Regions from separate parts of the Homo sapiens genome. Here region 1 is linked to region 2. A link is a loop called in an ENCODE intact Hi-C map of the cell type or tissue named here. Cell type or tissue: sigmoid colon. All regions are shown on one strand. Each heading gives the region's core, and the rest is flanking DNA. Links, peaks and the distances in the headings are about the cores only. Region 1 has its middle 25 kb from the start of LINC01898. Region 2 has its middle 74 kb from the start of LINC01898.

Evidence for each region. Hi-C counts contacts between places; a loop is a spot of excess contacts. Peaks named below come from ENCODE experiments on the same cell type or tissue, not always from the same donor. Only the 100,000 strongest peaks of a DNase experiment are listed, where the experiment ranks them.
Region 1: it touches region 2 in a loop (2.4-fold over the local background); 3 of 110 quality-filtered maps call a loop at or near these places.

What each region holds. Positions count from the first base shown.
Region 1 is chr18:75,685,137-75,690,518 of GRCh38, forward strand. No RefSeq gene overlaps it. Among named protein-coding and RNA genes, the nearest start is that of LINC01898, 25 kb to the right of the region's middle. In sigmoid colon, for the core only: no CTCF peak of the experiment used is centred there; no DNase peak of the experiment used is centred there.
Region 2 is chr18:75,635,839-75,641,220 of GRCh38, forward strand. No RefSeq gene overlaps it. Among named protein-coding and RNA genes, the nearest start is that of LINC01898, 74 kb to the right of the region's middle. RefSeq lists enhancers at 2,310-2,887, 2,888-3,463. In sigmoid colon, for the core only: no CTCF peak of the experiment used is centred there; DNase peaks (open chromatin) are centred at 3,163 and 3,633; H3K4me3 peaks cover 1,414 bases.

The DNA of each region.
Region 1 (5,382 bases), core at 85-5,084, 49 kb after region 2:
AGATTTTGTGATTTACTTGACCACCCATATGATACAAAGACATTAAATGTAAAAAGGCAAGTTCAAAACAAACAAATGGACACTGCTGACAGTAGAAGAACTCAGACTCTCAGTCGATGAGGAATCCCTTGCCCCATTTTTGCCGTTCACCCATTAATATATATTTTTTCACTGTGTCCCTTCCTTTAACACTTGAGCTGGAGCAAGATGAGCATCTGAGAAAACTGCCACTCATGCTTGGGAGATGTCTCAGGAAGAGAGCGCAGAGCCTTCGTGACGACAGTGCCCAGTTCTGAGTGTGGAGGTGCCGGGTCCTTCGGGGGCTCCTGTGCCAGCCGTTAGCTCCAGTTAACCATTTATGCTCCTTTACTCTCTTTCTCATAAGAGATGGCTCCATCTTGTTTTATCTACTGACTTTTTTTCCCATAGTTTTAAGATTATTTTTAATATTATTATTATTTGCATTTCTTATTTGTATAAACTTAAGGGGTACAAGTGCAGTTTTGTTACATGAATATAATGCATAGTGCTGGGGTCTGGGTTTTTAGTATAACGATCACCAGAAAAATGTACATTGTCCCCATTAAGTAATTTCTCATCTGTCACCACCCTCCTCCCCCGCCACCCTTCCAAGTCTCCATTGTCCATTATTCTACACTGTGTGCCCATGTGTACAGGTGATTTAACTTCCTCTTGTAAGTGAGAACACGTGGTATTTGACTCTGCTTCTGAGTTGTTTCACTTATGATAACAGCCTCCCATCTGTTAGTGTCCTTCACTTATTTTATTTGTCACATTATTTCATCATAAGTAGCATGAAAAGTCTGAATAGGAGATCAGAAATATACAACTTAGCAAAATAGCAAAAAATAAAAATCATTTTTATACATAAGTTTGAGATATTTGACAGAAACGTCATTAGGTACGTGTCTATTACATTTCTCATCCCATGTTGCTGGTCTGCATATCTACTTCAAAATGTCAACTTCATTCCATATCCATCAATAAATATTTACTGGGAGTTACTCTATAGCAAATATTGTGTTAGGTGTGGTGAACACAGAGGGGCACAAGACAACCATAACCCATATCTAACTGTATAGACCCCCAAATACATTCCTTATTCAGTACAGCAAAGAACATGCCATATGTGCAGAAGACAGCACTATGTGAGAAATCTCTTTTCTTAAGACCCAGAATGGTGAAAAGAAGAACATTTTGTTTTTGTCGACAATGAAGTTTCTTCCCTGGCTCTAGAACGCAAATAATGTTAAAAGCCCCACAGGATGGAATGCAGGAAACAGACCCTAAGGAGCTAAAGACTGGCTTCATCTCTGGCAACCTAGGGGTGAAACCTCAACAAAACTCCAGACTTATGTACAGGTGGTTCAGGCCACAAAAGTGTTGGAGGAATATCTCCAAGATGCCTGATGCTGTTCTCAGATGCCTCCATTCTCTCTATTGTAGATCCAGCCTCGGCTCAGCAGGGACCACGTGGGTGCAGAGCAGAGAGGAGCCTGGCGGAGAAGGAGCCCATGCCACGGGGGGCCTGGTGGATAGGAGGACTCCAGGGAGACCCAGAGCTCCTGAAAGAAGCAGTGTTGAAGGGCGGGGAGGGTAGTGCACAGAATGGGAAATGGTGTTGCCTCATAGAGAAGGAATAGGTAGGAGAGCAATGTTTCAAGTCTTCAGTATCTTAGGATAATGGGAATGCCAGCATGTTGTCCATAAGAACTTCCTAAGTACCCAGAATAACAGAAGAAGACAGATTACCCAGTGCTCGCTGCCACTTTTATTGAAACAGCATTAACTGCAGATGAATTTCATAAAGTAGTTTGTTCTGCATACAGGATCTCAAAAGGTATTCAGAGATGAGTCATCCAATCTCTTTATTTTGTAGAAGCCACACAGAGATTTTGATGCCTGTATGAAGTAAAAAACCCAGGATGGGAACGGGAACAGGTCTTAATATCTCTTATCTCCACAGGTCACAAGGAGGAGAAGACTGGATTTAAATGCTAAGTCCAGCCAAACACGCAGGGGTTACATCTTTGCAAGGGTTCTTAATGGGAGGGTGCTAACTGCCTGGTTTAGTTCTAACTGCCTTTAGAAATAGACAATGTTTGTCCATTCTATTTTTAGTCTCTTACACAAAAATGAAGGGTTATCAGGAGAAAAAGTTCCTAGAGTCAGCATTTATGTTGAAAAAGATTTCTAGATTTAAGTGGATCCAGTGTGAGTATCAATTGTCGGCATTTACTTCTATAACCACTCTGTCTTAAAAACTTTTAGCTCCATTTAGAAACTTATAAGTTATATATCAGACCCCTGTAGACAGAAAGAATACATAGTTTGAATAGATTGCTTCAAACAGACATATCTACGGGCCTAAATACAGTTGAACTCAAGCAGTGAAAAACAGAATTATTTTACAGATGTTAATCTTCTGAAAAATTTTGTCTAAAAAACGTCTATTGCCAGAGAAAATAGAGAGATTAAAATAAAAAAGGAAAAGCACTGATACTTCTAACATCTTTTATGTATCCATTCATTTGGTTGTCACATAGTCAGCTAAGAACACTTTACAACCTAAGACATGTAACGCTTTCTGTGATTGCCAATACCATTTTTGGAGAGTGTTTTTTATAAACGGAGCTGCTTGTCTCATGAGTCATCTGTTTCAGAGATGACAAAGAGCATCCCAAAGTTAGCCTGCCTCCTCCAACTCTAACTCTGGTTCCTACCTATGCACTTTAATATTTAAGGTGAGGCTTTCATGACCAAATATGAGTAATAAGTTTAAAACATTTGAACATGTGTTCCACCTGCTACCAAGAAGGAACTTGGAGATCAATGCCTAGATGTTCATTGACAAACCTACATATCAGCTATCTTATATGTCTGCAAATCATTTTTGTCTCCCTTCAGCTTTGCAAAAAGTCTAGCTCTAAGAAGTGATTTAGAAATATGAGAAATTTCTTGAATCTCTTTGTGCGGAGACTTAGGAGTAACCCATGTTTCCTTCTGGGCTGATATACAGCCGTATCTCGATTCCAAGTCATCCTTTGACAATGATCACCAGTCCCTTTGGCATCATCCTCCTTTGTGTGTTGAGGCCCCTGTAAAACCTCAGTCAATAAGTGCTTAATACAAAAATTGACAGTGGTTTATGGGGTACTGATTCATAAAGGACTCGGGCTGACAGCATCGAGCCTTGTCATGATTTGCATTTCCAACCACTTAGTAAATAACAGTATTTGTCTAAAAATAAAGTCTAAAAGTTAAATGCAAAAGAAATGAGTTCTCAGGAAGGTGGTTAAGTATTAAAACAAGCACTATAAAGTAGATTTATGTCATCTTAAAAGATCCTAGTCTACATAGGAGAATAAAGAAACAGATGGAGGTATACTGAACAGTTATAGGAAGTCTGTGCTTGTTTAAAAGTCATGTGTTGATTGACATCATCTTTAGGTCTATGTTCAATTTTCAGAGAAAGCTAAAGAATTGCATTGGTTTTCCTGATGGTTGCATAATAAATTAGATAAACAGGTCCTATAATCATGTCTTTAAATCTGATTTGTAGCTGCAAAGGGAATTTATGCTTAAACATCTTTAAGTGTAAACAAACACAAGTCAGAGGAGAAGGCATGGATTCTCAAGTTTCCTTTTCATGCTACAGAAACTTCAGGAGGCTAAGTCTGCTATTTTTCTCCCATCTCCCCACCTTCATCCTCAGTTAACAAAATAAAACATTACTTCGTCAGCCGGGCGCGGTGGCTCATGCCTGTAATCCCAGCACTTTGAAAGGCCAAGGCTGGTGGATCACTTGAGGTCAGGAGTTTGAGACCAGCCTGGCTGTCTCTACTAAAAAAAAAATTAGCCGGGTATGGTGGTGAGCACCTCTAATCCCAGCTACTCAGGAGGCTGAGGCAGGAGAATTGTTTGAACCCAGGAGACGGAGGTTGCAGTGAGCCGAGATCGCGCCCCTGTACTCCAGCCTGGGCGATAGAGTGAGATGCTATTTCAAACAAAACAAAACAAAACAAACAAAAAACTTCTTCGAGGCTATTATCTTTTTGAAATGAATATAGCTGAATTTCCCTGTACTTGGAGACTGGTGAGGACAGAAGCTCTGTGGCTAATCTAAGGCTTTCTATCATTAGTGCTGATGTTTATTCTTTGACAAATAAGATGAGGGTAGAAACTTTTTTAAATGGTAAAACCATTGTCTTTATTTCAAATTCAGGAAGAAAAGAATTGTAATAACAACAGCAAAACTATAACTTCATAAAATATATCATCCCAGTATCTCTAGTAAAATCTAAGAAAAAAACAAATCAATCCCAAATATAGTATTATTCCCGAATAGTAGACAAAGCTTCCATTTCCAGATAGAAGGGACTAATGGGCATGAGCAAAGGAAGGATGAAAGAAACTCCCTATGTTATGGATGTATGCAAAATGACTCATGATTAAGTACGAGGTAAAACAAAGGTATAATTCAGGAAGGTATTGTTCTGCCAAGGTGTTGCTATGCTTGTGAATTAAAATTGTTGATCTTGTTTTAAAACATATATGAATGTCTGTGTGTGCTCTAAAAAAACTTGAATTTGCATGCGGACCTGGTGTTCTGACATAGACTAAAGAGGTCTCACATGGACTCTGTTTTCTATGTATTTGCATAATAACTGAAACAGACATATTTTGATAGGCATTTGGAGTATTGTTTTAATATAATTTTCAACTTGACCTTTTGCTTTATAAACTAAGACTATTTAGTGCTCACAAACATTTGAGAATAAAATATTTTAGAGGTGGATCCTAATTTATACTAAGGTTGTCTTTCTAGGCTAATAAAAGATTTTCTTGGGATCCAATATGAAACTCCACAGGAATTTCAGTTTTCTAAAAATGTGAAATGGTAAAGAAGGTCTCCTATTAAGTAGAACAAGAGATGCATTCAAATATTAGGTGACGTTTTCTTAGAAAGTTAGAGGAAACGTAACATCAAATGTAATTTTGCATAACTACATTTTTGATAAGTATTGCACTATCTCATTTGGATTCTTTCCACTATAAACATTGCTTTATAATAACTTTTGTGATTTTTTTTTTTGGAAAACACTTTAATCTGGATGAGCACCTAAAAAGAAAAATTGTTTTAAATGGTAAATAGTGATTACAATAGCATCAAGGAGGAAACCTAAGTTAAATTCCCAGATGTTGAAAACACACATAGTAGAATAATCACATAAATGAAGCAATTGTAAGCCATCAGATTATTTGGGGATTCAATGAGAATTTCAGTGCTCAGTTGTTTTTTTAAATTAATTAATTAATTTATTTATTTATTTATTTATTTATTTATTTTTTGAGATGGAG
Region 2 (5,382 bases), core at 272-5,271:
CAGAGAGGCCATTTAATTTCAACACCTGAATTATGGAGGGAACACATGCCAACCATTGCATTTTCTTTCTTTTTCTGTTCTGTATTCCTGGAACCGAGGAGGAGGGAAGAGGTCTTTGGGGTACAGGTGCAAGAATTTAGTGAGTGGGCTGGAGGCACATGCTAATACCTAGAAATATGATCCACAATGAGTGATGATATTTCAGAACTCCCTTTTGCAATGTTTATTAGTGTCTCTATTTGAGGATTTCTATATTTTATAATATAAAACTTCTTTACATTATTCTAAATTGTTGTTCACTTCAGCCAACATTACTGAGTAGCCTCCACAGGGTAAGTGCTGAGTGAGGGTCCCCTGGGATGACAGAGGTGGGAAGGTAGAGTCCCTGCCTAAGGGGCTGCCCCTGTGGAAGGGCATGAAGTACACATGTGAGCAGTGTATGAACAAGTGCAGTGGGACCACAAGGACTTCAGAGTCCAGGTCTGGATGGGATGCCTAGGGAACGGACAATGTCTGGAAGGGCTCCAAGGAAGAAGTGTCTTGAGATGTGGCCTAAAGTTGGGCAAGATTTCTCAGATTTCTCCAAAGTCTTTATCCCCTTTCATTTCTTCTTCTCATGAACAGCATGTAGTATCCCTGTGGATTGGCATTTGTCACCTCACATGCTTCCTTCACTCACTGCCTTCACATGCTCCCGCCACCATCCCACCTGTTCTAGGGTGCATATTTTCCTTCTAAAACAAGTCATTTCTACAGGCAGAGCCTTCTGTATCCACATAAACTTAGACTAACAGGCTTCTCTGTCTTTAGTTTTGACTGGGTGAGAATTCACTGGTTTGGCACATGGTGATCTGATTTGCTGAAGAATTCACCAGAAATGCCCATGGGCATATCACCATTGAGAGGGTAGAGGCATTGTCTCCTGTGGAGAACCACACCAGGAACATGTAAGTTCCCACACAAGCTGATTTGTGAAGTTCTCCTCCTCTTTCTCTTTCTTTCTCAATTAAATTTTATAAACCAAGCTTGGAAAAATGTTTCAAGCTAAGTAGCAGTAAGTGTTTTTGAATGATGTCATTGATGATTGGGGTCTCTGAAATCTAGGACTCTAGTTCTACTCCCAGTATCCCAGAAGAGGAGTGAGCAGCACACAGTGCACGGTGGGCTCTGCGGGCTGAGGCTGGCGAGTCCCGGGGCCGTGTCTCACGACACGCAGACATGCAGCATGGACGGCGTTCTGAGCAGATGCGAAGTTCCAGGCAGTGGAAGAATTCCCCTGCTCAGGACTCACTCCCCAGGGGGATGTCCATGAACATTGTGCACGGGAGCAAGAAAAACCTGAGAGGGAAGTGGTATGTTGCTCAATGCGATCCTCATGGTCAGCCTGGGGCAGAAGCCCCTCCTCAGAGGGCACTGCGAGGGCCCCTGCGTCAGGAGCCGAGCTGTGGCTCACGGGTCTGATGATGCAGTTGTGATCCATGGGTGCGTGGACGGCTTGCTGCGGGGTTTCCTCGTGCAGCAGGAATCGACAGGGAAGGGTCAGAGACCAGCTGTCGCGCCTTCGAGACCTTGCTGTGAGGCCTCAGGCTACGTGCATCAGGAACTTTCCTGGCCTTATTTCTCTTACGATTTTTTCCCTTAACTTTATTGTCCCCAGCGTTTTCCTAACTGCTTGATAACTAACCAAAAAAAAAAAAAAATCACTTTAGATCATTTCTAATTTCCACCCGTATGAAGTCTAGGCCATGAAAATTCAAACCTACATTTGCTTGGGATGGCAAAGCTGTAGTAAATTATGTAGATTTAAAAAACAAAAGGAATTTAACAAAACAGCCTGTATTTGCTTTCTTGAATTGTGAAGACTATCATTTACTATTAGTTTGGAAATATACCCTGATTGCTTTAGTCCTAGAACATTTCAGATCTATGTCAGTTTCAGCCTTTAATGACTATAGAACAGGAGAGCCATTTTGTGCACACATGCTCCATCAACGTGCAGAATTTTCTAATGCACCCAAGGGTTATGGATGTGTATTTTTTAAGTACAACTACAGGCTACTCCTCAGAGACAAGTATTTTATATCCTTGGCTTGATATGTGTTAGAAAGATACATATTTTTAAAAGACATAAATATAGTTGAGAATTCTATATTTTTATGCTAAGGCTGTCCTGGAGCAAGACTCAGGATGATAATGTGGAAGTTATAATAATATAAGCAATAGTACTAGCCCTGACACTTATTTCCAAAATCAAGATGGCATTAATTTCTATCAGGCCTTTGAAAACTTTAGGATATTTATATTTCACAGCCCAGGAACATCTGCCACTCAGATAAGAAAAAGGTGCAGATTCTTTTGACATAGAGAAAATCACGGCCTTTTTTAAAAAATCAATGAACAGAGACAGGATACAGAGAAAGGAAGTTATAATATCCAAGAAAAACGAACACTTTGTATCTGGCTGCACAGAAAGATCTGGACAAAATATGAAATCCCCTGGCTGCCGACAGGAGCAGAATTCCTCGAGTTACTCACTTTCCAGGGCTCGTTTCAGTAGTCAGAGGACCGATGAGTAAGAGTAATTCTCTTTTAAGAAATTCCAAAGCATGCAACTTAGCTGAGGTGACAGCAGCTGTTGAGGAATGAGGCATGGGCTCTTTTTCAGCTGTTGGAGGTGGCAAAAATGCATTTCGTACATGTCATCTACACACCCCGTCAACACCCATGCCGTGCATGGAGCTCGTCATTTCACCAGGAGCGGCGAAACCCACTGCCCTCCCTGGGCCCCCTTGCCCTGTGTCTCCCCAGCATTCCTGGGGTTTCCAGGCTGCACCCCGCTCTGCAGCTCATGCCTGTGTGCATCATGTGGACGGCTCGACAGGGAGAGTGAGGGAAAGAAAAAAAAAAGCATTTGGCTGGCGGTCAGCGCAGCAGGAGCAGTTGCAGATGCTGCTATTTACACCATTTTCACATTCTGGAGAACAAAGAGCGGGAGGCTGCCAGCAAATCTCAGGAACTCAGCCTTGCCCCGCACAGCAGCTCAGCCAGTTCAGAAGCGCGGGACAGACAGGCCATGGCGGCACAGACACGGGGCATCTCTATCCTAATGGTGCACTCTGCCAGCCACCTCTGCGCGAGGCCCAGGGAGGAAGGACGGCAGGACTCTCCACTTGTCACTGCTTCAAATCTTCTTTGGGAGAGACAGTGCTGGAAGCGCCGGCTCTCGCCCAGCCCGGATGAGAGCACTGGGACAGATTGATGACCTCAGCCCTCATCGCTCCTTTGAATTGTAGATGCACCGAGTGGGCCTCTCCTCAGTCCTGCACTGAGCGCCTGTTGTCGGGGCTGCATCTTGCTCCCTGTGAAACCCAGGGCAACGTAGAGAGACAAAAGTTATTTATTTTGGGACCAGATTAGCACAAATTAATTCCTGGACCAAATCCAAGAGAGCCTGTGCAAGAGACCGGGAGGAGGAACGGGGCTATTACTCACCATCAATGGCACTATTTTGAGGACACGTGCTATATTTAGCCCAACGATAGCACATCCTAGGAGACTGGTATATTATCACGAAACCTAGAAGCTGCCTGGTTGCGAAACACTCACCAAAGTGGAACCATCTCAGCTAGACTGGAGAGACGAATGGGGGTCCTGGGAATTGTGTTGGGTCCTACTCACCAGTCATATCACTGGGCAGAGCCCGTTTGCTTTCCCGGTTAGGAGATCTGTTGAAAGCATTGCAATAAAAGTTATTTAAGTCACATAGTCTTTAATCTTCCAGCACAATATTGCGCCCATGCCAGCAATGAATCATATCGCATTGTTATGCCTTTTTATAGTCTGATAATCTGTATTGTGTGTTTATAACCCTTGTATGCTGTATTTTATGAGGGGAAAAATTTCTACAACTCGCAATCCACAACCCATGAATTTACCACCTTAACTACTTGGGTTGATGGTGAGACGTGGAAGAAAGATTCAAACGCACAGAGTTGAAAGTTGTCTCTACATCAGAGACTTAGCTCTCTACTTGCAGAGAGTGGCCAGCAAGGGGTGGTGGAGCACGGGTCTCCTGCGAGTACAAGCCCAGGGTATGGATCAGCTGAGGTCCTCCTGCCTGGCAACTTTAGAGTTCTTCCAAGACCCCAGAGTGCTGGCCTGTCCCTTCTTGTCCCTCCTGCTCTGCTGTAAAATGGTGACTGGGAAGAGCCTGGTGTTCCATGCCCAGCATTGGGTATATTCTGGTGACCTGACCATCATTCGTCCCTGCTCCCTGCTCCTAGGAGGCCTCGTGAAGCCATCCTTGGAAACCTTGGCCTAGTCTGGGCCTCCTCGGCCAGCCTCCCTGAATAAACGTGAGAAGGCTAGCAAGTCAACCACTAACTAACTCGCTTCCTATAAGTCTCTTCTCCCAGGGTTTGGGTTTTTGCCTGCTGATGCTCTGATGCTGACAACCACTAGCCCCACTCCCCCACCCATCCCAGAAGCCCATGGATGGAGGTTTTGCATTTTTGGTTATGAACCCCAGTTTGGATCAGTCTATTTTCCCTAGACTCGGCCTCACAGTGGTCTTGGCTTGGCCTCAGCTCTCCTTTCTGGAACATTGTCCCAGCATAAAGCTGCTAAATCATGGGCCCCACCACGATCCTCCGCCCAGGACTCCACAACCACTGCTGCCTCTGATTGGTGTCCTTCTTCTCTTTCCTTCCACTTAAACCTTACAGAGAAATATTCACCACCACAGAACACTGTGGTTGTTTTGTGCACTAAGGACAGTGCTCATATCCATTCACCTATAGATGCATTTGTCCAGTTTTATTCATTATCCATGGAGCCGTCGCTGTGTTGCAGAAACCCTGCTATGCATCCAGTAGTTGACGTGAATGGTAAGATGTGGGCCCCGTAGTCCTGCAGGGCAAGCACAGCACATGTGATGGGGTGCATTCGTGGAAGTGGCAGATGCAGGCAATTCAAGGGAATCTGGTGTCTGACAGAGGAGGCTTTAACTACAGATAACAGTCCTCCAAACTGAAAGGGACTCAAGAAATGGGGGTTATGATCCCACCTTATAAGGAATCAGTAAACAAACAGTGTGAGGGTTGGCTCAGGAGCGCAACAATGCTGTCAGGGACCGAGTTTTTCTTTCCTTCCCTGCACTCAGCAATCTCCACCTGGTTAGCTTGGCCCTTAGGCTTGTCAGCTTTGGTCACAAAGTGGCCATCATGGCTTAAGCATCCTGTGCTCCTGTAGCCGTGTTCAAAAGGGGAAGGAGGGCACTTTGTTCTGAGGATGCTTTCCTGATTGTGAGACAAGAAAAACATCTCCAGGGGCTCCCCACACATGTCAACTCAGGCCTCCACAGCCAGGGTTAGAACAGATCCC